Regions from separate parts of the Homo sapiens genome. Here regions 1 and 2 are each linked to region 3. The links are chromatin loops, found by intact Hi-C in ENCODE. Cell type or tissue: ascending aorta. All regions are shown on one strand. Region 1 overlaps LGALSL-DT (LGALSL divergent transcript). Region 2 holds the start of LGALSL (galectin like). Region 3 holds the start of LOC105374769 (a long non-coding RNA gene).

Region 1 (8,000 bases), 72 kb after region 3:
TGGAGATGGATGGTGGTGATAGTTGCAAAACAGTGTCAATGTACTTAATGCCACTGAACTGTACACTTAAAATGGTTAAAATGGGACATTTTATGCTATGTATATTTTACAATAGTTGAAGAAGAAAGAAGAGGAGGAGCAAGAGGAGGAGGAAGAGGAGGAGGAAGTGGAGGAGGAGAAGGAGCTGTGACTTCTCCATATCTGCCAGTTGGAGGTGGAGAACTTTTAGGCCATAGGATGAAAGAACCACACAAGGGAAATAGCCTGTGCCCCTCAATCACCACATGACAAAAGACCCTCACTGACTAGGAATCTGACATTGGAATCTTATTTGAGTGATAAATAGACTTCCAATGTGTTAAGTCATTGAAATTGGGATTCAATCTGTTGCAGCAGCTAATAGAACCCTAACACGACCCACAGCTGATATTCACAGCTGATGTGGGAGAATGGCTACCGGTGCAGCAGGGTCCCCTGTGAAAGAGATAGGGGGTAGTTTCAGAAATGGGCATGGTTTGAGACAGAGAAGACATTTCTGCTGAGGGCCCAGCTTCAAGTTCAGCAGTTCTCAAAAATTAAGTCACAACCCTTTGTCTGCAAGGTGGCTTCCAAGGACTTTGTTTCTAAGGTAACTCAGAGGAGCTTACCTCCTTGAAAGACATGTCACCCATTCTGGGTTAGGAACTGGGTGTGGGCTTGGGGTATGGAAGGTAGGGGAAGAAGGAGACTGTGGTCCTCAGTCTGTGAGGGGTAGGCATGAGATCAGTCCCCACATGCTCTCATAGGCAGATCATGCCCTGGGTAAGTGGCTCTGCCATTCCATTTGAGTGGCAGCTCCTTAGCTGAGCATAGCATTGAAAGAAGGCAGGGATTGCCGTGTCTTGTGCTGAAAGGACAATTGTCAGTAGGATATATACCATGGCTGCTAGCTGTGACCAGAGCTAGCCACAAACTCCATGATCAGCAGCAAAGGAAGTCCCAGCATCAGGAGTGTAGAGGAGGTGAGAGTGACCAGGACAAGCTCTGGGGCTCAAATGGGGCTGTGGAATTTCAACTGCAGCTACAGTGTGTGGAAGGACTTTCCTGGCTGTCCAAGCCCCAGTCCCTCTGCCTCTGGCAGCGGTCTGGGACCCCCTGGGCATGGCAGGGGCTGAGGAGCCCCACAGCCTCCAGGCATGCATCTGAGATGGTTCCAGTAGCCCAGGAGACAAGGACTGACCCTTGGCTTTCTCATAAGCATCCTGGTAACCTGGACTTCTTGGGCTCATCACAGGGAAATGACCCTGGGAAAGAGAGAAAGCCATTCTTGCCAGAGGGGAGATGAGGCTAGAGCCAAACTCACAGGACACATAAAAGAGATGCAGCCTCACTTCATCTCTCAATTTTGCAAAGAATTCACCGTTTTAATGAATTAGAGCAATTCAAGGTCACCCTATAATAACAATGCTCTTACTTACATGCATTCTTTCTTTCCTCCTAAGCTAGAGAGGAAGAGGTGAAGTTAGGGTTTGGGAGCTGGGAATTGCAAACAAATTTGACAGTTGTGGCCAAATCTCGCAATGTGCATAGGGGTGAGTCATGTAGGTAAAGGTCATGTGAGTTACATTAAAATACAAGTTGAAAATGATTGGTTTTATAGGTTTTTATCAGAGATTTAATGTTTATTAAATGTATGAATGTTTCCCTGTCCCTTATAGTGTAAGATCTCCAGAATTCTCCCACAGTGGCCATTAACACTGCTGTGGGTTCTTACCTCTCTTTAGCTTGTCCCTGGCATTCACCCTGTAATGTGACACCAGGTTCTGAGGCCTCCAGAGATGACAGACTGCAGAACATTCAAAGAAAAAGTAAAACACAGACCCTGCCTCTCTTTGCATCCCGTCTCTTGGAGTTTCCTGGAGTCAGTCCTCCATCTTCCTACAAGGTGGTGTCTGTTTCTTTCTCTCACTCTGGATTAATGTTTGCGTTTTCCTTCACCAAAGCCCCAAGGGGAGACATAGCACCTTGCCCAGGGTCTGAGCCCTATTTACAGAAAGCTGTTTTCGCTTTCCTGACATTTTTCACAGTCTCTTATGCATCCTCAGCCTGGGCCTTGTACAAATACTAGCTGATAAACATCTGATGCCAGTCTTTGAAATGGTCCAAGGCCACCTGGGTCCTGCTACCACTTCCTGGGGTTGATCCCAGGATTAGGGCTGAGCAACAGCCCCTCCCGGCCACCTGATCTGGGCAGGGCCCTGCTAGGAAGGGGAGGTCTGGCTCTGGCTATTGAAGGCTGACTCAGGGCAGCCAAGCCAGGATTCCAGCTCCCACAGCATGAGGAGTCCTCTCCTCTCCCCTCTGCTCTCTTGCCAGGATGATACACCCCTGTCTCCCACTGTCAGCGCTCACCTGCATGGGAAGCACTCGCTGGGTCACGAGACTATTTTCCCATTTCCTTCAGCACCAGTGGCTGTGGTGACTTGAGGTCATTTAGAGACCTGCCAGCTCAGTCTCCTCTGTCCTTCTTGCTCTCTTGCTGCCTCTGGGAAGGGCTGAGCTATTCCTGACACCTGGAGTAGGACAACAGCACGAGGAATCCACGCAGAGCTGAATATAAGCAAGCTGGGCTCCTCATGCATGACAAAATGCAAGCTCATGAACCCTCTACGTGCCTGGAAAGGCCACTGTCCCCAGGATGTCTCCATATTCTCCATTTGGGGGTGGGGAGGCTTATGTTCTCACCTCTGGCTCCTAGTTTCTGCTTCCACTGAGTTCTTTCAGTTTGAGTCACTTTGCCATCCCGTGTACACTGTCCTGGGTCTGCACTCAGATGTGGAACTCAGACCTTTGCCTTGATTTCCACAGAAAACAAACCAAACACCCGTCTAAGACTTCTGTTTAGGCAGCAGACTCTGTCAAGGGCTGCTCAGCCAAGAGGATTTACACTGCAGCAGAACAAACAACTTCAAGTGGGGTTTTTGATCTTTAATGATCCTCTTTGAGGCCACTCCCAGCTCCAGAGATTTCCCAGGGATCAGACCATGCCCTGTTGCTAACGAAGCTCATGTTTTCACAGGTTGATGAACGGCCTATACTGGAACAACTACTGGGGGGCTTGGGGGGTCTGCTCTGTGTGTGTGTGTGTGTGTGTGTGTATAAGAGAAGGAGATGGTGGGTTTTATTTGTTGGCTTGTTTCTACTTTGTTTTGTTTGGAGACTTGGTTGTAAGTGAACCTTTACATTTGGAGATAGGTGTCCTGCTCTTTGCAGTGCCCACTCACCAGAGTAACCTCTTAGACCCCATCCACAAAATCCAAAGAGTTGAAAAGAACACAAATGCTGTCCAGCTCAGGAGTCTTCAAGTATTTTGCTTGCATTGCATGTCCCCTAAAATAATGTTGGAACATTATATATCCCCTTTGACAGTTTTTTTTTCCTCCTCTACTCTGAAGGGATGCCTTAAAATTTTTGTGTTGGTATTTTAAATCTCATTTTGAGTTTAAATAGCTGAAAAATGTTACATTTTACTGTAAATTTGAAATCTTTTAACATTTTAACAGTTAAACATTTTGGAATAACTATAAGCCACTATTTAAATGTATCAAAATAGAATTGGAATGTTTTAGCAATTTAATATGTTCCATTTTTTTAAAAAAAATCACGAACAAGCTCTTCTTTAACAGTCAGAAATTTTACATTATTCCTTTTTTCTCCTTGAGTTTGTATTTCCACTCCTCTTTCCCTAAAGAACTTTATCCTGATATAATATACATTTATGATCAAAGTCATTTATTAATCGCCTTATCATTTCTCTTAAAATGTATACAAATTCAATTTTTTTTCCTTTTCTGTGACCATAAAGCTCTAAAGCTACGTTGTCCAATACTGATATTATGGAACACTCATTAGTTTCTCCTTCATCTTTGTTAAAATAATTGGATAGTGTTAGATTTGTAAAAGGATTAATAATCTAATTATTAGCATAATTCACTCCTTCAGCTCAAATCAATACTTTAACATTATCTCTTTGGACCCTCCACCAGCAATGAATAAGAGTTCCTATAGCAGCAAAGATGATCCACCCTTCTTGGGGAGGCTTGTGTAGAAGGTGGCTTTAAAAAACATTCATTTTCCCCATTTCCTCCTCCCTAATATGGGTTTTGCATCTGGGCTTCCAGGGTATCCCAGATTCATAACCTACTTCCTGAGATGTGGGGGTTCCTTTGGCTCTGGAGTGGGGGCCAAGGTGAGAGAGGTTCTAAAGTCAAAACTGTTGTGAAATGCCACAAAGCCACTGGGGACAGCTGTGAGTTGAGGTTCTGGAAAGGAGAATGAGTCACTGCAGTTATTGTTAGTCTGTGTATCCACTTCGGTCTCATTTGGAAAATGTGGAATGACTTGCCCCCCCTCAATAAGGCCCCTCACATTACCAACCATGATTCTTGGGCTCTCAATGCAATAGAAATTCACACAAGGCCCAAAGAGTTTTTCCAAACAAGGCTTCACTGGAGCTTATGCCTGGACATAAAAGAGGCAGCGAGAGAGAGAGAGAGAGAGACAGAGACAGAGACAGAGAGAGAATTCCCTGACTTACTCCCCCAAAAGAGCCCTGCTTTTTTATTAGGCAAAGCGCAGGAATTAACATGGGGCATGAGGTATACAGGGTGGGCTGGGCAAAGCACCTGAGGGTAGGGGATGAGGGTCAGCATATCTGGTTGCCACGGTTATCTTGAGTAATGGACCACCTGATGCTCTGGTCAGTGGCAACAAGGCGGTAACTCAATTGTTAGCATTCCTTCCCGAAGTGGGACACTTCACAACCTTGTTATCTCCAAAGGCCAGTGCCTGAAATTTGTAAAGTAAAAGGCATGGTTGCACATTATGGTATCAGCGAGGCAGTAGTGTGGGTTTTGTGATCACTAAGAATGCTCCAGCAGGGGTGAGCTGAAGCCGAGCCGCCATCTCCACTGTCTCATTTGGTCCTCCCTTAGAGCTCTCCCTCCCCGAGTTCACCTGCCTGATCAGCCAGAGCAGATTTCCTGCACATCTAGGTTCTTTACACCCTCTAGCCTACAAAGCACGAAGAGGCCCCTATTGGCCCTCTGGCTCTAATGGACTGAGAAGGAGCTTAGCAGGAGAAAAAGTGAGTTTCCCAGCCCCATCCTAGGAGAGAGTCTAGAAGGCTTGTTCTTCCTCAGAAATGTGAACAGTAGAGATGATTTTTCTATCTCATTATTCCAAAGAATTCTCAGGCAGTGACCATGAATAGCTTATAATTCTCTGTCTTTAAAAACGAAAACACACACCCCTGGGAATAATTGCGCCCACAGGAAGTAGGCTGGCCCGAGTGCACACAGCCAGGAAGAATAAGAACCCTCCATGTTTACTTCAGAGCAAGGTTTTTAGCAGGGAAAATGTTGCTAGGTTGTGTCTACTCCCTCCAGTGCCCTCTTCCCTCCTCCCTCCCCACAAATCCCCCACTTCCGTCACATATTGGCAGGAACTTGCTGTTCCTTGGCCAGCTGGGAGGCCTGCCAGAGCCCTTCCATTTTCCGGAGGGCTTCTCTTCTATTTCTAAACAGAGTTGTTTGAAACCGGATGCTACACAGAGCCAATCTCCTCACCCTTCAAACCCCCTCCCTGACCCCTGACCCTGTGAAGCAGGCCCCTCCTCCCTTTATTGTTCTTGACTCTGGGCCTGTCCCTGTAACCAAAGCCAATGAGTTGGGGGCAGGGGCCGGCACAGGCTGCAGGCCAAGGGGGAAAGCTGCCAGAGGAAATTTCACAGGGTAAAGAGGCTCCCAGAAGAGCCACGTTGTCCCTCAGCCCCTCCCATTTCCCTCTCCCTCTGCCCTGCTGTCCTGGAGGGCACAAGAATGAGACCAGCCCATCGAGGAAGTCCCTCACTTGAGCAGGGCCAGACTTAGGCCATCACAGAACACAGGGAGAGATTTCTAGTTGGAAAAACAACCAAAGGACTGTCTATGCCCTTCATTCATTTAGCTGTAATAGATGGCTCTTTTAACAGGTGTCCATTCATTCATACTGTCACTCATTCATTTTCTATTCAACAAGGTGAGGTAGGAGGTGGCACTCAACTCCAGAGGCATGGCTTGGACACTTGGACACGGGACCAGATTGAGGACTAGCTAAAACGGCCCCAGAGAAAGCCGCTTTCAATCAGACACGCCCACTAGTGTGCCGGGTCAATTCACCGTTGCCATAGCAACATGTGGGCGTTACCACCCTTTTCCATGGCAATGACCCAATGACCCAAAAGTTACTATCCCTTCCCTAGAAATTGCTGCATAAACTGTTCCTTTATCTGCATGCAATTAAAGTGCGTGTAAATATGACTGCAGAATGGCCCTGAACGGCTACTCTCTCCCTACACAGTAGTCCTGCTCTACAGGAGCAGTCATGGAACTGTAACACCTCTTGAACCCGGGAGGCGGAGGTTGCAGTGAGCTGAGATTGCACCACTGCACTCCAGCCTGGGCAACAGAGCGAGACTCCATCTCAAATAATAATAATAATAGTAAAATAATGATAATAATAATAAAGCTGTTTTCTTCTGTCTCCAGCTTGCCCTTGAATTCTTCACTGGGCAAAGCCAAGAACCCAGTGGGCTAAGCTCCACTTTGGAGCTTGCCTGCCCTGCGTCAAAGGCATCCACTGTACCTGCTATTGTTCATCACAGCCATTGGGCTATGACAGTAGATAAAACAGGCCAAAATACCTGCCCTCCTGGGTTTTGTACCGATGGATGTTAGAAATTTCATACAAGGGAAGAAGGAATAGGAAGTCCTTGGAAATATGATAATAAAGAGAGTAGTCAATGACAATAGCCGTTGACCCTGTTGCAATCTTAAAGGGATATGCCGGGTCACCAGGCCCGAAGCCAGATCTGACAGTCAGGAAGACCAGAAACCAGCCAAGAGTCTAATGGCTAACAGAAGTGGCAAATCAGAAACATGGCTTTGGATTTCCTGCTGCAACAGATGTGTAGAGGGGAAGCAGATGGGCTCTGCTCAGGTTTGGGAGGCAGGGCATTCTGGAGGTTTCCCTCAGGCTGGCCTCCATGCCTGCTGCCACTGTCTTGGCTGCACCATCATAACCACACATCATCCACAGCAACGGGGGAGGACCCAAAAACAAACAACCTTGGCCTTCCTCAAGAGCTGTGGTGATGTTCAAGTCATTGCAAAAAAATTTCATTTTCCTCAGTGAACTAGTCCTCACGTGTGGGGGAGGCTTTGTCACTGGTCCTGATTATTGCTTCTTGGGCAATACCTCCAACATTTTGCTTTCAGTTTCTCTGCTTCCAGCGTATCTGTCCCATGCTAGCGATCTATAATTCATTCAAACATACACTAGGTAGCAACCATGTGTCAGGCCCTGCACAGGGTGCTGAAAATGCCCTTCTGGAGGAGAGAGACACGAGTGGTGCCTTGAGGGCTGTCATGAGAGAGGCAGGCATGCCATGAACAGCACACACCTGGGCTGAGCTCTTGTGGAGGGATAGTGAGCCAGGAGCTCTGCGGGCAGCCGGGAAGGAGGGCACTCCTGACTCAGCCTTGGGTCCTTGAGAATTCGCTTGGCATTTTTTGGTAGGTTGCACTGTGCTAGGCACTGCCATTTCAAGAAGGCATAGCTTAGCTCAGAAGGGACAGTGAACGTTCATTTGAGATGAATGAATAGAACTTTCCAAGGCAGGCAGGCAACTATGGAGAAGAAGTGGGGGAGGCGTGCAGTCAGAGTGAGCAGCCTCTGTAGAGCTGAGAGCTGGGAAAGGGCAGGGTTCATGGGAAGGCCAGGGAGTGGTGCTCATGATGGGAGCCTGAGGGTGGGGGAAGGGAGGTGGCTGATTGGAGGGAAGCTTGGTGCTGGAGGGTGGAGAGGACAGAGGGCATGGAGGCCATGCCAAGGAAAGTTTGGACTTTATCCTATAGTAAGCAAGAAGGAACTATGGAAGGCTTTTAAGGCTGGGCATGATATGATCAGATCTGGGAGCTACA
Region 2 (8,000 bases), 120 kb after region 3:
TCAACGTCTTCTAACACATCAGACAGCCCCCCACAAAAAAGGGTTTCCTAGCCTAAAATGTCACTACTGTGAGGAGAAACCCTGCTTTAGAAAATGTGTATATACACACCGATAGAAAATGAGTGGTCTGTAAGTTCAAGTTGGGCCTTGGGATCATGGCCCATAGGAGGCCTCAGATGGCAGGCATGGTGGAAGGGATGGAGGCACGTGCCTCTCTGGACCAAGGCACAGACGAAAGGCAGCCTCTGGGAGCAGGGGTTCAGTTCAGCTGGTTGCCACACCAGAGAGAAGAGTGGGATTAGAATTCAGGCCACAAACAGAGCTGCAGTGTGGTCTTCGAAGACTTGTTGTTGTAGTTCTGCAGCAGTTGCTGCTATGCATATGCTTAGGGATATGCCACCTCCTTCAGAAAGTGGCCTTAATCCTCCAAATGGGAGTGAATCTCCCCACATCAGTGCTCAGGCTGTGGGTCTGAGGCCTTTATTATCTTACCCACTAATACATCCTGCCATTATGTCCCAGAGTAGACGGTAAGTTTCCTGAGGATGAGACTCATGCATTTTCACCTATCTCCATAGTACCACGGCATGTAGCAATACTGATAAAATAGTTGCTGAATTGTCATCAATATTTATTCTTCCTCCCAATATTAGAAATTCCATGTGCATACATTTGAACAAAACATATAAAATGTTAAGGTAAAAAGGAAGTAATCTACTATTTTCTTCTGGAAAAATCATTTAGCAAAGCCCATCTTCAAAGATTTGTTTGTACTTTTTTTCAAAGCTAATAATCTGTTTGACTGCCTTCCCCACTTCTTTAACGTTTTTAGTAGTTTCCAGTGGTAACATGGTTCATCTTGAAATTTAACTACTGCATTTCATAAATGGGTCCCAATTTGGTTAATGTTTTTACACACAAATACCTATAATCAAAGCATGGAGCAAATTTTGCCTATTCTTTGCTATACAACTCAAAAAAGAATTTTTTAAGCTCTATAATTCATTAGTTTGCTAATGGCTTTTCCCCATAAGAGATAGTTTGACCCTGCTCAACTTTTAGTTACAGCAAAAAAACTCATTCAGGCTTTCTCTCTGCTCTTCATATTCAAAATAAACCATTCTATAGACTGAGAAGGAATCAAGCACTTTTGGAATAAAAGGCAATTTTCCATGATAAAACATTCTGAGCACGTTTAGTACCTTCCTATTCTTTACATTCCTAAAATGTAAGAAACTCATCTCCAGCAATCCAAATATCTTAAACTCCACTTACAAAACAAATCAAAGGGTTATTCTTCGCCCTACAAAAGCACTTATCAAAAGATTCAACCCAAGATTATTTTCATTCAGCAGCACCTACTCTCAAACCCATTTCAATTTAGATAGTATTTACACAGCTTTTCATGAACCAGAGCTTTCTAAGAGCTAAGAGGGAATGATGAATGAGTTCTGCCCCTTAATTCTGCAAGTGAGGAAACTGAGGCTCAGAAGACCATATGAACTCTCCAAGCTGCAGGATAACAGCTGGGACTTATCAAGGGCCCAGGGCTTCTCACATCTTCACCACTTCCACCATGTCAAGGCCACCATCACGTCTTGTTTGGAATGCTATAGGAATCTCCTAGGTCCCATTTTTACCCTCCCTCCTATCATCCACCCTCTCTCCAAAGGCCACTCCATACAGCAGCATGTGGATGAATCTACAATAGAAGGCAAACTATGTCCCTCCTTTGCTCAGAAACTTTTAATATCTTCCTATTTCCCCATGTAAAAGCCAATCCTCAACCACAGTGTAGAAGGGCTATCCATTTCTAGCTACACATCTCCTCAGTCACTGCCCCCAGCCCCAGTACTTGGGGACTTTGCCCTTGCAGTTCCCTGTGCCAGCAAACTCTTCCTCCAGATGTCCACATGACTCACCCCCCTCCTTCAGGGGTCTTCTCAAATGTCACTTTACCAGAGGTGGCTTCCCTGACCATCCTGTATAAATAGCATCACCCTACCTCCTATCTCTCTCTCTACTGGCTTTTTAATTATTTTTATTATTATTGAGACAGGTTCTCACTCTGTCACCCAAGCTGCAGTAGAGTGGTGAGATCACAGCTCACTGCAGCCTTGACCTCCTGGCTTCAAGTGATCCTCCCACCTCAGCCTCCCAAGTAGCTGGGACTACAGGTGCACACCACCACACCCAGCTAATTTTTTTTTTTATTTTTGTAGAGACAGAGTCTCTCTGTGTTGCCCAGGCCTGTCTCAAACTCTTGGCCTCAAGTGATCCTCTTGCCTCAGCCTCCTATATTGCTGGGATTATAGGCATGAGCCACCGCACCTGGCCTTATTACTTTTTCCTAACACTTTTGTCACCCGACATATTTTGTTTATTGATTTCCTTTGCCCACTAGAATGTAAGCTCAGCAAAAAAGTAGCCTGCTGGATCCCCAGTGCCTGGTATACAGCAGGCACTCAGTATTTTGGTATAATAAGTGCTTACTATGTCCCCAATACTGTTTTAAGGAAGGTATTTACTTAATCTTCCCAATAACCTGAGATAGGCATTATTATCATCATTGTCATCTCTGAGTCACAGATGAAGAAACTAAGGCACAGAGAAGTTTAGTAATTTTTCCAAGATCACACAGCTAGTGAATAGTAGAGCCAGGATTTGAACGCGAGACACCGGCTCTTTAACCACCATCACATGTAGTGTCACCCTTATTGTGTCACTCAGTTAATGATAAAGAACTACTGCACTTTAATGCTTCTTCTCTATACCAGACTCTCAGAAATTGATACATACTAAAGTATGCTTTCAAATGTCAATCATTTCCTATAAGTGCCTAACATTTTAAAGTAATAAAGTGTGATTTTGAGCTAAGACTGGTAAACAAAGTGTGCTGCAGCCACAAGCGTACTGCGCTTTAGCCTCTATCTAGTTCAAGAACCACTTCCAGAGGATATGAGTGAGGCTTACAGGCGTGTGCAGGTAATTCTCCCTGCTCAACTGAGATTACCATCATTAGCTCTGGTCCATAAAGGGAAAACTAAGACACAAAAGCCACATTGATGTTCTAGGCCACACAGCCAATTGCAGTGACTAGAAGAAAGAAGCCTCCCCGGGCGGCGAAGGTTGCAGTGAGCTGAGATCGCGCCACTGCACTCCAGCCTGGGCCACAGAGGGAGACTCCGTCTCAATTTAAAAAAAAAAAAAAAAAAAAAAAAAGGAGCCTCTGAGGGGCCCTCTGGGACTGCAGTAGGTCACACATGCTCCCTGCTTATTAGCATAGAACGCCCCGGTGATTCATGCAATGGAATGTTTCAGCCAAGGATGTCACCTAATAGAGGATATGTTGATACAGCTTTATCTGAGAAGTTACATAATCGTCCTAGTGTGGAAATGCCATAAAGGAATTTCTGGCTTGAATAAAAGAGGTGTGTATCCCCTGGGAAGTACTCCACAAAGGGTATGAGGAGATTTTCAGTGAGAAGCTGACTACCCCAGACTGGGCAAGTGACTTGTTAAAAACAGGGCTCAATGGAGGCTCTCTGAGGACAGTGACTGCGCCCACTTTGATTTGGTAAGGCTTTGACTCCTGCTCGAGAGAGTCCAGGGACCCCTAGACCTGCCTGTCCTTCCACAGGGAAGAGCGACCTTTCTGTATCTAGCCTCCTGGGATAGAAAGGTCCCTACCTTGAGTCCTCTCTGCTTCGTTCTTTCAGGTCACACATTTATTTCTGCAAGCCTTCAGACCTTCCATTCTCTTTCTGCCCTAGAGAGCAGAATGAATCCTTCCCCCGATTTTGTTGGAATTCTCTGAAAGAAATCCTGCCAAGTCTCCCACTCTGGAATACCACCCCCAGCACCCAATCTTCCCTCGACCTCGCCTCCCATCGCCCCACCAGCGCCCAGGACGTGGCAGGAGGAAGGAGGCTGGAGGGAGGGGCGCGGGTGGCACGAGCACCTGTCACCTGACCGGCTCGGGCCCTCACTTCTCCAGCCCCGGCCCTGCCCACCCTCTGGCCGGTGAGAGCCGACAGGGCCCCCGCCCTCCCGGACCCGGACAGGCCCGTCCCTCCCGCCCCGGCCTCCGCCACCGTCCAATGGCCGAGGGGCAGGGCCCGCTGAGCAAGCCGCGGCAGCCCCGCCGGGTCCCCGCCCTGTTCCCGGTTCCCGAGCCGGGCCCCGGAGGCCTTTAAATGCTGCCCAGGGCCGACGCGGCACGGCCCTCGCCACTTTTCTTGGTCGGGCAGCGGCAGCGGCAGCGGCAGCAAGCAGCCCCGTCGGCCCGGGTCCGGGGCCGTTCTGGGCCGCGGCAAGCACCTTCGCCCTCCCAGCTCGCGCTGCCTCCCTCCCCTCCCCTCCTCCCAGGCTCTGCCTGCCAGGTCGGCGCCGGGCCCCGGGCGCGCGCGCGCGCGCCCCCTCGTGTGTGCGCGCGCCCGCCGCCAGCTCGGACCCGCGCCCCCGCCCCCGCCCCGCGCAGGACAGCCCCGGGATCCCCGCCCGCGCGCCGCGTCCCACGTACCCCGCCGCGCCGGGCAAGAAGATGGCGGGATCAGTGGCCGACAGCGATGCCGTGGTGGTGAGTGTGGCAGGGCGCGCGCGAGGCGCCCCTCCCCGCCGTCCCGCACTCCGCCGCCGCCTGCTCCAGCAGTGCTGGGGTGCTGAGCAGCCGCAGGCCCGGCCGGCGCCCGGCGCGTGGGAAGGCGCCCGGTACCTGTTAGCAGCCGCTGGCTGCGCGCGGCCGGTGTTAGGGGCTGGAGAGGCTCCCGGGCTGCGGGGCTCTGGGCTGGGGAGGGAGTTTGGGGAGGATGGCGGGTAGGGACGCCCGACAGCCCCCTCTGTGCCGTGCAACCGCCAGCCAGGTGTGCGCGTGGGTGAGTGTGTCCGGGGCGCGCGCCCCGCCACCGCCCCCGACGTACCGGGGATTCCCCCTTGGAAATGGGTCGGCGCCCGGGGCTCCCGAGAGAAGTTGAGCACGGCCGCTGCACTTCAGTCACGTCCCGAAGGACAGGCCTGGCCCACCGCGCTTCCAGAAGCGTTTACGGTTGGAGAGGGGCCTGCCCTCCTCCGGCGTGGGGCTCTGGCTCTTCGGTGGACCTCGACCTTGATTTTGATCTGGATCTGAAGGGTCTGCGGATCTTCAGAGGCTTAACTACCGGGTGGAAAGGATGGGTTTTGTTCGGGGGTGATGAGATTATCTAAGAGACGGTGAAGAGGCATCATCTGCAGACACTGTGTGCATGTGGAAGGCTGCTGGATTCCACCACATCTGTGTGGGTTCTTCCTCCAGCCCCCCAAAAAAGAGCCCATGGAAAGCCAATCTGTGTACTTCTATTTTTAGAAACTAGATGATGGCCATTTAAACAACTCTTTGAGCTCTCCAGTTCAAGCGGACGTGTACTTCCCACGACTGGTAAATGATTTTGCTCTGTGTCTCTGCCTGTACCTTCCTCCTTTCTCATTGCTTTTTAAAATTTTATTCATTTGTTTATTGCATTTTCCAGTGGGTCAGGCCTTCAGGGTCTGAGGTCTTGGCTTTTCCCTAACAGGCTGTAAAATTCATTTTTCTTCTCCCACCCTTTTCAGATAGTTCCATTTTGTGGGCACATTAAAGGTGGCATGAGACCAGGCAAGAAGGTGTTAGTGATGGGCATCGTAGACCTCAACCCAGAGAGGTAAGGCAGAGTCTTTGTCAGGACAGAACTATCAGGCTGTGGCTGAGCCCTGCCCACTTCTGTTGTGGTTTAGCACTCCTCTTCCTCTCCTTGTGGACAGTGTTGCTAGTTGCCAGTGCCAAGAAAGTACCATGTTCCCATGAAACGAATATGTATGAATCCCAGCCATCATTTCTCCAGACAGCTATTTATATCAGAGATTATAAATATAGGCCCACATTTTCTCTTTGACCCTTAGGGAGGCCAGAGGATTTTTTTTTTTTTTTTTAATGGTTTTGAAACATGGTGCCAGGAGCAAGAACTATCAAGATGAATAAGAACCCAACTTAACATTATTTCCCCTGGTCAATTTCTGTGGCTGTTTTTGAGAATTCCGAAGTGGAATTCTCTAATTTTAGTCATTTTCAACACCAAAGTTTTCACCAGAGCTTGCTTTAGGTAACAAAATAAGCTGGTTTGACTTACTTCTCCATAATCTAACCTCTCTTGAAGAGTAGTGGCCTCTTAAAAATGGACAAACCCAGAGGAGGAAGAAGAAATATAAGCACTTGGGTCATTTTGAAATGTTTTTATATCCAACCCTTAATCAGTGGGATGATTTTCTTTTCAGCTTTGCAATCAGCTTGACCTGTGGGGACTCAGAAGACCCTCCTGCCGATGTGGCAATCGAACTCAAAGCTGTGTTCACAGATCGGCAGCTACTCAGAAATTCTTGTATATCTGGGGAGAGGGGTGAAGAACAGTCAGCAATCCCTTACTTTCCATTCATTCCAGACCAGCCATTCAGGGTGAGTACCTCGAGTGCCTCGGCTCCAGCCACTGGCAGGCTGATAATGTTCGACTTACCTAGTGTGTGCCAAGAACACTTGAAGCAGCCAGAATTTCTGCATGTCCAGGAAATTTGTCACCCAATGGTGAAAAAAAAAGATCAAAAGAGCTCTGTTTGCTGATATAAATTAACACTTGCCATAGTATCTTCTTAGTTCTATTCAGGTCATACATTTAAATAGACCCATATTTACATGTCCAAATTGTTAAGAATAAGTAACTTTTCTATGTAGTACCCAACATATAGTAGATACCTACCCCCAAATATCTGATTGATTAATCAATACTAAGTACCCACTTATTAAATATTAATATTAATAAGGTTGAGAGCTAATAAGTAGCTCTTTTATTTGTATGACATTTTAAAGAATATGATGATGATCATTTCATTTTCTCTTGTTCCCTTTGCTAATGAGGCCATGTTCGTGTCCTTGTTTCCCCCTCTGGATTAATTAGCCTCAGTCTATTTCATGGTTACAGGCTGTGTGGCTGACAAATTCCTTCCCTTGGGGCTGGATGAATAAAGATTTGCTCCCCACTATCTTCTGGGCAGGAAGCACAATCCAAACTTTTCATCCAATCAAGCAGCATTAGCAGCCCCTTCCTCTATGAAAGGCAATGCCAAATAAGAGATGCAGGTAGTGGCACAGTGGCTTGTGCCTATAATCCCACCACTTTGGGAGGCTGAGGCAAGAGGATTGCTTGAGCAAAGGAGTTCAAGACCAGCCTAGGAAACACAGCAAAAACCCTGCCTTTAAAAAAAAAAAAATTAGCCTGCCATGGTGTCACACACCTGTAGTCCTAGCTACTTGGGAGGCTGAGACGGGAGGATTGCTTGAGCCCAGGAATTCAAGGCTGCAGTGAGCTATGTGTGCATCACTGCACTCCAGCCTGGGTGACAGAGCAAGGCTCTGTCAAAAAAAAAAAAAATAAAGGGAAATGCAAGTAGTAATGGTGTTAAAAAGGGGTCAGACCTAGTGATGAATTGTCATTACACCTTAACATTACATCACAATAATGACAACTCAGTTAAAAGCTCCATGTTACATGTGAGCCCAATAAAACACAACTACACTTAACTGGTTACCCTTCATCTAGAAATTTTCAAGTGCCTCATGAAGAAGTAATTCTTTCACTTCTCTTCTTACATTCTGGGGAAAATAAGAATCCATGATTTTTGCATTGGTGGTAGAATTGAGATAGTTGCACTTCTAGTTATAGTCTCTGGAAGGCACCCTTGACCCATTATCTCTCCTCATCCCCTTCTCTAGAATGGTGATGTCCCCTTGGGCTCCTCTTGGCTAGGATAGTTTCTTAGTGATGAACCTTAATGCATAGCTCATGAATGTGAGTAACCACAGCTTCTGACTGCCAGGAGGAATATAATGCTCCCAACAGCAAAACTGAAGTGAAATAGGCCCTTCTTGGTGATAAAATTTAGTAATATAAAATAAATGTGACTAGTATCACATATGGAGCCTCCTTACATGGTGAATG
Region 3 (8,000 bases):
TCTGGGCGTCATGCATCTTTGGACCCCCAGGGCTGAGTGCTGCATCAAGGAGTCTGAAGTTCTTTAAGGTCCCAGTGAATGGAACGGAATCTGCCCCAGCTGGTAGCGTGTCCCCGGCTGCACTAAATGAGATTCTGTGGGGTACGGGGAAAGGCATGAGAACTTTAGGCCCCTGAGGTCAGGGAGACACAGCCAAATAGCTCAGATACAAAGTGTCTTGGCAGGCACAGAGGGGTGTAGCAGTGAGGTGAGTGGGCGGGGAGGGGGTGCATTTTTTGCTAGTGTGCCCAGTTTTGTTGACAAAAACGGTAGCATCTGAGCAGGACCTTGACCAGCTGGTGGGATGCAGGGTGAGTGATATGCGCAAGATGTGGTCCTGGGCCAGCACCATCAGCATCGTCTGGGAACTTGTTAGAAAGGCAGAGTCTTGGCCAGGCGTGGTGGCTCACGCCTGTAATCCCAGCTCTTTGGGAAGCCGAGGCGGGCGGATCACAAGGTCAGGAGATCGCGACCATCCTGGCTAACGTGGTGAAACCCCATCTCTACTAAAATACAAAAAATTAGCCAAGTGTGGTGGCATGTGCCTGTAGTCCCAGCTACTCAGGAGGCTGAGGCAGGGGAATCGCTTGAACCCGGGAGGCAGAGGTTGCAGTGAGCCGAGATCGGCCCAGTGCACTCCAGCCTGGCAACATGGGACCAGGCGGGCAAGGCAGGCAGGCATCTGATTGCAGGATCCCCAATACCAGATTTTAGAATCATGTCATTTTTCCATACCACTGAGAAGCTCCTGAAAGTTTTTGAAGAAGAGTGAGTCATTCATTTATTCACTCAGCTAATATTTATCAAGCACCTACCACGTGCCAGGCCCTACACTGGGCACCAAGATCCAACAGTCAACGTGCCCACATTAGCTAAGGGCAACTTTTAAGCAAGGGCTTATTCAGAGACAAGATTGCTATTGTCTGTGTTTTCCATCTGATTTGCGAATGGAACATACACCTGCTGTGCTCTCCAGAAACAACTCTGCTGCTTGTCTCTGACAGAAGCGCTTCAGTTGAGCATTTATGGAAGTTTCTAACAGTGGTGATGTGAATGGATGACAGAAAGCAGGCGCGTGCGCACACGCAGTTTTCAAAGGCTGGGGGCCAGTGGGAGAACGCATTTTCTTTCAGGTCTGTGCTGCCTGCCAGGGAGCTGCTGTTCTCGTGCGGCATCTTAAGATGGCCCTGGCAGCCTTTGGCTTTTGCCTTGTGAGGGTCAATGGGCTTCAGGTGTTTCTGTGTTGATCTAACAGTTTCAGGAAGCCGTGGGCTGGGAGGGTGGGGGTGAGCGAGGGGAGGAGTGGGGAAGGGAAGGAGGAAGGCTGTGGGTAGCTTCTCTTCTGTTCTCACATGACAGCTCTGATGAAATTAGAGTGTGATCTCAAAGACAAGCTGGTCTTTTCATCTGAATTAAATGAAATAGGCCAATATGCTCTTCTAGAAGATCAAACATACCCAGGACAATGTTCAATCCTCTTTCTTTGTCCCACTTTGGGACAAAAACCAAACTGGGGAAAAGAACGGGGAGGCTGGAGCGCCTGCTGGGGCCCCTTCTCTGCCCACACGGCTCCTCTTGGGTTCTGGGCAGGCTGAGCTTAGCGGGCATTGCCCTCTGCTGGGGCATATCAGGAGAAATGAGCTAAGGCCAGGGGTGGTCCTATCAGGTGGCAGAGGACAGGATTTGGACGAGTCGCAGGGCTATTACTGATGGAGATTTAGCACTCTGGCCTCTGAGAAAACAGCCAGGTTTCTGATCTGCCCAAGCCCTCTGTCTCTCCTGTCAGGGGCCTTCTCAGCACCCCCTAAACATTCCAATTCCTCTCCTACTCCAGTCTATTCCCTTCTTTCTCTGAATGGTCCATAGCTTATCCCAGGTCTGTGGGCAGAGGGGAAAGAAACAGAAGGGAGAGCTGAGAAATCTCTCCCGCCCAGCACAGTCGGTATCACAAGCTCTGTGTCCGGTTTCCTTGTCCTATATTTGGTAACACGACAGTGGCCTTTCTGACTGATGCGAGCCCCTGTTCTCTTCACTCCCTGGGGATTGCTGATAGGAGGCCAGCATTTCAGTAGGCAGCGCATCATCAGCCCTACCACGGATCTTATTTTAAACTAATTACATTACTGAAGGGTGGGTAGGAGGGAGGAGAAGGGGTAATTATAACCGGGGAATTTTTTTTTAAAGGCCTAGTTTCAAAAATCTCAGACTTAATTTAGTAAATTTCAATTACAGAGAGTTACTAAGCTGAAGATCATTTGCATTACATCCTTAATTACTACTTCATTTGTATCTGAGATCATCAATAGAGATTCTTGGGAATGTGTACTTGGAATAAGTGATTGATCCTAATGAGGCCTTTGTTCCTCCCAAGCCTCACTTAGGAAGCTATTTCTTCCCTCTTGCAGAGGCACAGAGTTTGCCAAGCCAGGTGGAGACACCCTAAACTAGAAATGGAGCCTGAGGTTTTCAAACTGGTTTTGCCAGAGGCTGCAAGACTCTAAGCTCTGTCCTGATGTTCCCCAACAGGCATTAATTGCTCTCCCCTGAATGCATTAGCACTGCCAGACTATTACGGATGATTAGCCTCCGTGCCCAGCTACAAACGTCCATCTTTCTTAGTTGGTAGCAGAGGAAATAGCCTTTTAGGACCTTCTCCTTGCACAGGATGGATGCCGTCCTGGACCTTCCTGCTTCTGCGTTTCCCGCCACCTTTAAAGAAAGTGCATCCAGCAGTCCTGGCCACTGGGTCTTTATTGGAAAAGCTGTTTTCCAAGATGATTTAACTCTGAAAAAAAAAATGAAAAGCCCACAAGAACTGAAGACCCTGTGTGCGTGTGTGTGAGTCTGTATTAAGACCCCTTTTATAGGAGACAGACTCCTTTTGGGGAAGAGGGAGAGGTAGGGAAAGGACGAAGTGAGTAAAGGCACTCTCAGCTAAATCCTGCATGCCCATAGTTCCTTCATTGTATGGTACCTCACACCCTTACAGGGCTTTACCGAGCGCTTGTTCATCTGTTAGCTTACAGGTAAGAGAATCATTGTCCTCATTCTCTGAGTGAAGAAACTGATGCTCACAGTAGTTAAGTGACTTTGCCCAAAATTACTGAGCTGAGGAGTGACAGAATGGGGACTGAAGTCCCAGTCTCTTAATTCTGTGCTCCTCGGATACCCCCAAACCACCTCCATGGTCTTCCAGCAGCCTGAACATTTATCCATTTATGGAGGTCAGGGTGTGGGTCCCACTGCAGCCTGCTGCCCCATTTAAACTTTATTTCTGAATCTGTACATTTAAGCAAACCACTTTGTTTCAGAGGCATCCAGAGAGTAGCCTTACTTAACCTTCTTCTGGAGGTGTGTCTATTTGGTGGAGAATGGTGGAGGGGCCTGGAGGGAAGGAAAGGGAGGAGCCAGTAGGGAATTTTCACAGTTTTCCACCAGATGAGGCCAAAGCCCAGAAGTCAGACAAATCCACGATTCTCCTGGCATTCTACAGAGTTGCCAACTCCCTGCCCTGCTCTTTGCTCTCATTATTCCTCTGGGGTGGTTTCCAAGGGTGGAGAAGTGTAGGCTGAGGAAATGTCTGTGTTGAGGGAGGGCAGATGCTGTGAGGAGGGAGGTGTTTACACCAAGCATCGAGCCAGGCCTTGGAGTCACAGGGACAGGCCCAGAGCAGGAAGTGTCCTCCAAGCTAGAAGTCCTCTAGTTCAGAGGTTCTTTGTCTCCTCAAGAACCTCCTGGAACCTCCTGGACATTGTAGCATCCTCTGCAATAGCCACTACCCCTAGCAGTGCAGATGGAGTACTGTAGTGAAATGAACAAATTTTTTGGAGCTCAATAACTCTGGGTTCAAATCCCACTTCTGCTTATGAGCTGAAAGATCTTGAGTAAGTCCTGTAACCTCCCTAAAGATCAGTTGAGATTACCAATATCCACTGCCTTGGCTGTTCTGAGGTTGAAATGAATCACGTTAAACAAATAGCAAATGGTGGCTTTAATTAGTAGAGGGTTAGAGGGCAGCCAGACAGTGGCAGGACAAAAAAGGAGGGCTGCTTGTCCTGTAGGCAGTAGCAAGGAGCGGGAGTGGATTCCACAGTGAAGCAGCTTCCAAGGGCTTTTTGTAAGCAGCCCCTATGCTGGCTCTGGGAGAGCTCTGAGAAACTAGTTTGAAAAGCATAGAAGTCATAAAATAGCACCAGTATTTTTTTTCTAGTGTGAGCAAAAATATTCATGCAGACAAATCCAAGCCAATCTTCTGGGACTAAGACTCTAAATATTACTTGTGAGTCACCCCAGCTTCCTTCCAAGAGAAAGACTCCCCCATCCCCTCACCCAACACCCCCGTCCGTGACACATTAAGATTGTAGCTTTTCAGCTTCTTCCACCAAACTCTCAGTCCCTCATCGTGGGCATGAGGACAGCCCTGTGTGCAGAAAACGTGTTTCTCCATTTCGGTCTCTCTCTTGGTTAAAGCCAATTTCCAAAAAAACCAAAACCACCTTATCAGAGCAAGACCCATGTCAAGCTCCGCAGCAGGCACTAGGTGGCGCTAGATCCCATGTTATTAAGGCAACTCTAAAGCTGCGCCCTTTTCTGGAAAAATGTTTCTGTTGTGAGATCCTCTCTTTCCCAGAGACCTGAGACCACCTCAGTTTATACCACAAGCTTAAAGCGCCACCAGAAGATCGCATACTATCTCAGGAGCCCCAGCTTTGCTGCTAACCTAGTCCTTTTCAGGGTGTGGCTGTGGAAGGAGTTTCTAGACCTGAGGCTGGAGACCCCAAGTCCTTTGCTGAACTGTAAATAATATTAGGAACAAGTAGTCCATTTCAACTTCTGCTCTGCCCTGAGGCGCAGGAAGGAAAACAACTTTTTCCCTTAGGAGGAGGTGAGGAAAAAAAAGAGGCAGATCCTAGAAGCTCCTTTGTGAGAGCAGCCAAGCATCTTCCCTGCCCTCTCCCGCAGAATGGAGGCCCACCCCGACCTCAGGTCATTTCCTTCCATGGCCAGCCCCCTCTCAGGGTGAAACATGATCCTCAGTGCCCCTCTGGAGGTAAGCTGTAGGTTCTTTTTTTCTCCAGGGATCTGAGCTGAGGTTGCCCTGAAATGCCTGTTTAATTTCATTGCCGAGAGCACACCTTCTCATTATTTCGAGAGCTGTGACCCCAAAGCACTTATGAACAATAGCAGCAACTGGCAGTTATAAGCTATTTACAGTTTTCTAAGCGTTATGAGCACTCTTGATGCCTGGAGAGGCAGGTGAGTTGCATTTTCTGTTTGCAGATACAGTGACTGACACCCCAGGGTCTCATTGGAACTGCTGGCACTGATGTTGTCTCTTGGAAATGATGATGATCATTGTTGCTTATTATAATTTTCACTGTTATGTTCCCTTTGATGTGTAAGAGGCCAAACAGAACACAAGCTTTTGGTTAATGGGTTTCCTGTTGGCTGAGTCTATCTGGGCTGAATGTGGAGAACCACTGAAAGGAGGTGAATGCCCTGAGCAGACCTTTACCTTCTTGGCCATGTGAGAGTTTACTGCAGTAGGAAGCTGGGCTCCGCAGAGTAAAGGGCAGGTGTGTGGGGAAGCCTTCCTTGCCCCTTCCACCGTGTGAAGACATAGGGAGACGATGGCCATCTATGAACCAGGAGGCAGGCCCTCCCAAGGCCTGTTGCTGGCACTTTGATCTTGGACTTCCAGCCTCTAGAACTGTGAGAAAAGAGTGCCTGCTGTTTAAGCCACCCAGTCTGTGCTATTTTTGTTAGAGCAGTCCGAATGGACTAAGACAGAAATTGGCATGCCTCTGTGACGTCGCAGAGACATTTAAGCCCTCAAAGAGGCCAGCCCCCTCTCAGGGTTTTTCTGGAAAAATGTTTCTGTTGTGAGATCCTCTCTTTCCCAGAGACCTGAGACTAAATGGTGCAATATAGTTGAGGCAACACAGTATATATAAATAAAAAGAAAATGAATGACTCAGAGAAGTTCTAGCAAGAGTCCAGAAACCCAATATCCTAGCTTGGCCGTGCAGAGGTTCCCTGTAGGGCAAAGAGTGGGGAAGGAGTTGGTGGGGCTGGGAAGAGGGGGAGGAAAGGCCCTGTTAGGTGTATTCCTGTTAGGAATACCTGGTGGCCTTTGCTGGGCTTTACTTTCTGCATAAGAAGTGGTTTTCCCCAAGCTGACGTCCAGGCTCTAGATGTCCAGCTGGGGTGTAATCAAAGGCTTTGGGCACCAAGTGCCTGGCTGATGTTTTGCACCTACCGGATACTCTTAAGTCCAAAGTTGCCAGGCACTGACTGCCTTGAGCATTGTTGAGATTACCACGGAGACAGCCTGTTCCATGGCCCATGAAGTCAGAGAGAGGTCACCTAGGAACCGGTGGGCTTCACCTTCTAGCTCACATCCCCACAAGTTTCTGCTCCTCGGGTCCTCAGAGGCTTGGATGAAGTTCAGGCCCATCACCCCCACCCCATCACAAACTCTCCCCCTTCCCTTCCACCACACTTTGGGAAAGTACTTCTCTTCCCTCATATTTGCTTGAAGAGCTTTTCTTTTAAAAATAAACACAATTATCGTTTTATAGGAAATGAACATACATGTAGAAATCCAACAAAAGGATTTATAGTAAAAAATAGGTCTCCTTCCCACCCCTGTCCCCCAGCACCCAGGTTCTCTTCCAAGAGGTACCCTCTAATACTCCTTGTTGACAGAAAGAGCCAAACTCTGTAAAATATTTGCAAAGATTTATTCTGAGCCAAATATGAGTGACCATGGCCCATGACACAGCCCTCAGGAGGGCCTGAGAACATGTGCCCAAGGTGGTCAGGGCACAGCTTGGTTTTATACATTTTAGGGAGACGTGAGACTTCAATCAAATACAGTTAAGAAATACATTGGTTTGCTCCAGAAAGGTGGGACAACTTGTAGGTGGGGGAGAGGTGGGGGCTTCCAGCTTATAGGTAGATTTTAAAGTTTTCTGGTTGACAATTGGTTGAGTTTATCTAAAGACCTGGGACCAATAGAAAGGAAATGTTTAGGTTAAGATAAAGGATGGTGGTGACCAAGTTTTATTGTTCTGAAGAAGCTTTCAGCAGACTTCAGAGAGAGCAGGTTGTAAAATGTTTCTTATCCCACTTAAAAGGTTACCTGGCTCTTAGTTGAGTATCTCCTGGGTCTGGAAAGAAAGAGGAAAAAGGAGGGGAGGGGAAGGGAAATCTCCATAGAATCTCTATAGATTCTCCATAGATTTTTCCCACAAGAGACAACCTTGCCAGGCAATTTCAAGATATGGCAAGAAAATATATTTGGGGTTTAAATATTTATATTTCCTTCCTTATTTGTTATGTGATGTTATGCCAGAGCCAGGTTGGAAAGCAGACCACCTTATATAGGGGGGTTAAATAAAAATCCTTCTACGCAGTGCACGGTGGCTCACGCCTGTAATCTCAGCACTTTGGGAGGCTGAGGTGGGTGGATCACTTGAGGTCAGGGGTTCCAGACCAGCCTGGCCAACATGGTGAAACCCTGTCTCTACTAAAAATACAAAAATTAGCCAGGTGTGGTGGCACACACCTGTAATCCCAGTTACTTGGGAGGCTGAGGCACAGAATCGCTGGAACCTGGGAGGTGGAGGTTGCAGTGAGCCAAGATCACAGAACTGCACTCCAGCCTGGGCAACAGAGCGAGACTCTGTCTCAAAAAAACAAAAACAAACAAACAAAAAACCCTCTGATGAGACTGTATGGTTTGTAGGGTGTGACTCCCGAGGCCCCTTAGGTAGGAATTTGGGGAAGATAAAAAAAAAGTCAGAGTTTAGATCTCCCTCTTCTTTCCCTGCCCACCCAAGCCTCTTCTGTCCATTCTTTTCTTGTTTCCAGAATTTTGTTTTTTAACAAAATGGATCCTGTTACTCCTTATTGTCCTCAGGACATGCAAAATGCAAACTCCTTAGGCCAGAATACAA

What was found. Peaks named below come from ENCODE experiments on the same cell type or tissue, not always from the same donor. Only the 100,000 strongest peaks of a DNase experiment are listed, where the experiment ranks them.
Region 1: a loop joins it to region 3, with 4 times the contacts of the local background. A loop is called at or near these places in 18 of 110 quality-filtered maps.
Region 2: a loop joins it to region 3, with 4 times the contacts of the local background. A loop is called at or near these places in 13 of 110 quality-filtered maps.

What each region holds. Positions count from the first base shown.
Region 1 is chr2:64,398,760-64,406,759 of GRCh38, forward strand. The region is part of intron 1 of LGALSL-DT (LGALSL divergent transcript); the gene reads right to left. Among named protein-coding and RNA genes, the nearest start is that of LGALSL, 51 kb to the right of the region's middle. RefSeq lists an enhancer at 5,424-5,933. In ascending aorta, a CTCF peak has its summit at 4,280; DNase peaks (open chromatin) are centred at 4,272, 5,562, 6,172 and 6,962; H3K4me3 peaks cover 959 bases; H3K27ac peaks cover 3,078 bases.
Region 2 is chr2:64,450,003-64,458,002 of GRCh38, forward strand. It overlaps LGALSL (galectin like), which reads left to right and starts at 4,160. Exons shown (of 5, transcript NM_014181.3): 1 at 4,160-4,579; 2 at 5,342-5,413; 3 at 5,587-5,675; 4 at 6,286-6,463. The coding sequence starts at 4,544. It overlaps LGALSL-DT (LGALSL divergent transcript), which reads right to left and starts at 4,876. Exons shown (of 3, transcript XR_002959392.2): 1 at 4,523-4,876. RefSeq lists silencers at 3,917-4,336, 4,347-4,416, 4,507-4,806. In ascending aorta, no CTCF peak of the experiment used is centred here; DNase peaks (open chromatin) are centred at 3,279, 4,049, 4,609, 4,879 and 1 weaker place; H3K4me3 peaks cover 3,361 bases; H3K27ac peaks cover 4,080 bases.
Region 3 is chr2:64,326,471-64,334,470 of GRCh38, forward strand. It overlaps LOC105374769 (a long non-coding RNA gene), which reads right to left and starts at 6,309. Exons shown (of 3, transcript NR_187908.1): 1 at 6,163-6,309; 2 at 5,555-5,749; 3 at 4,011-4,197. RefSeq lists enhancers at 1-69, 1,409-1,568. In ascending aorta, CTCF peaks have their summits at 1,648 (motif pointing left), 3,449, 3,658 and 4,573 (motif pointing right); DNase peaks (open chromatin) are centred at 1,656, 3,604, 4,130 and 4,561; H3K4me3 peaks cover 1,923 bases; H3K27ac peaks cover 5,574 bases.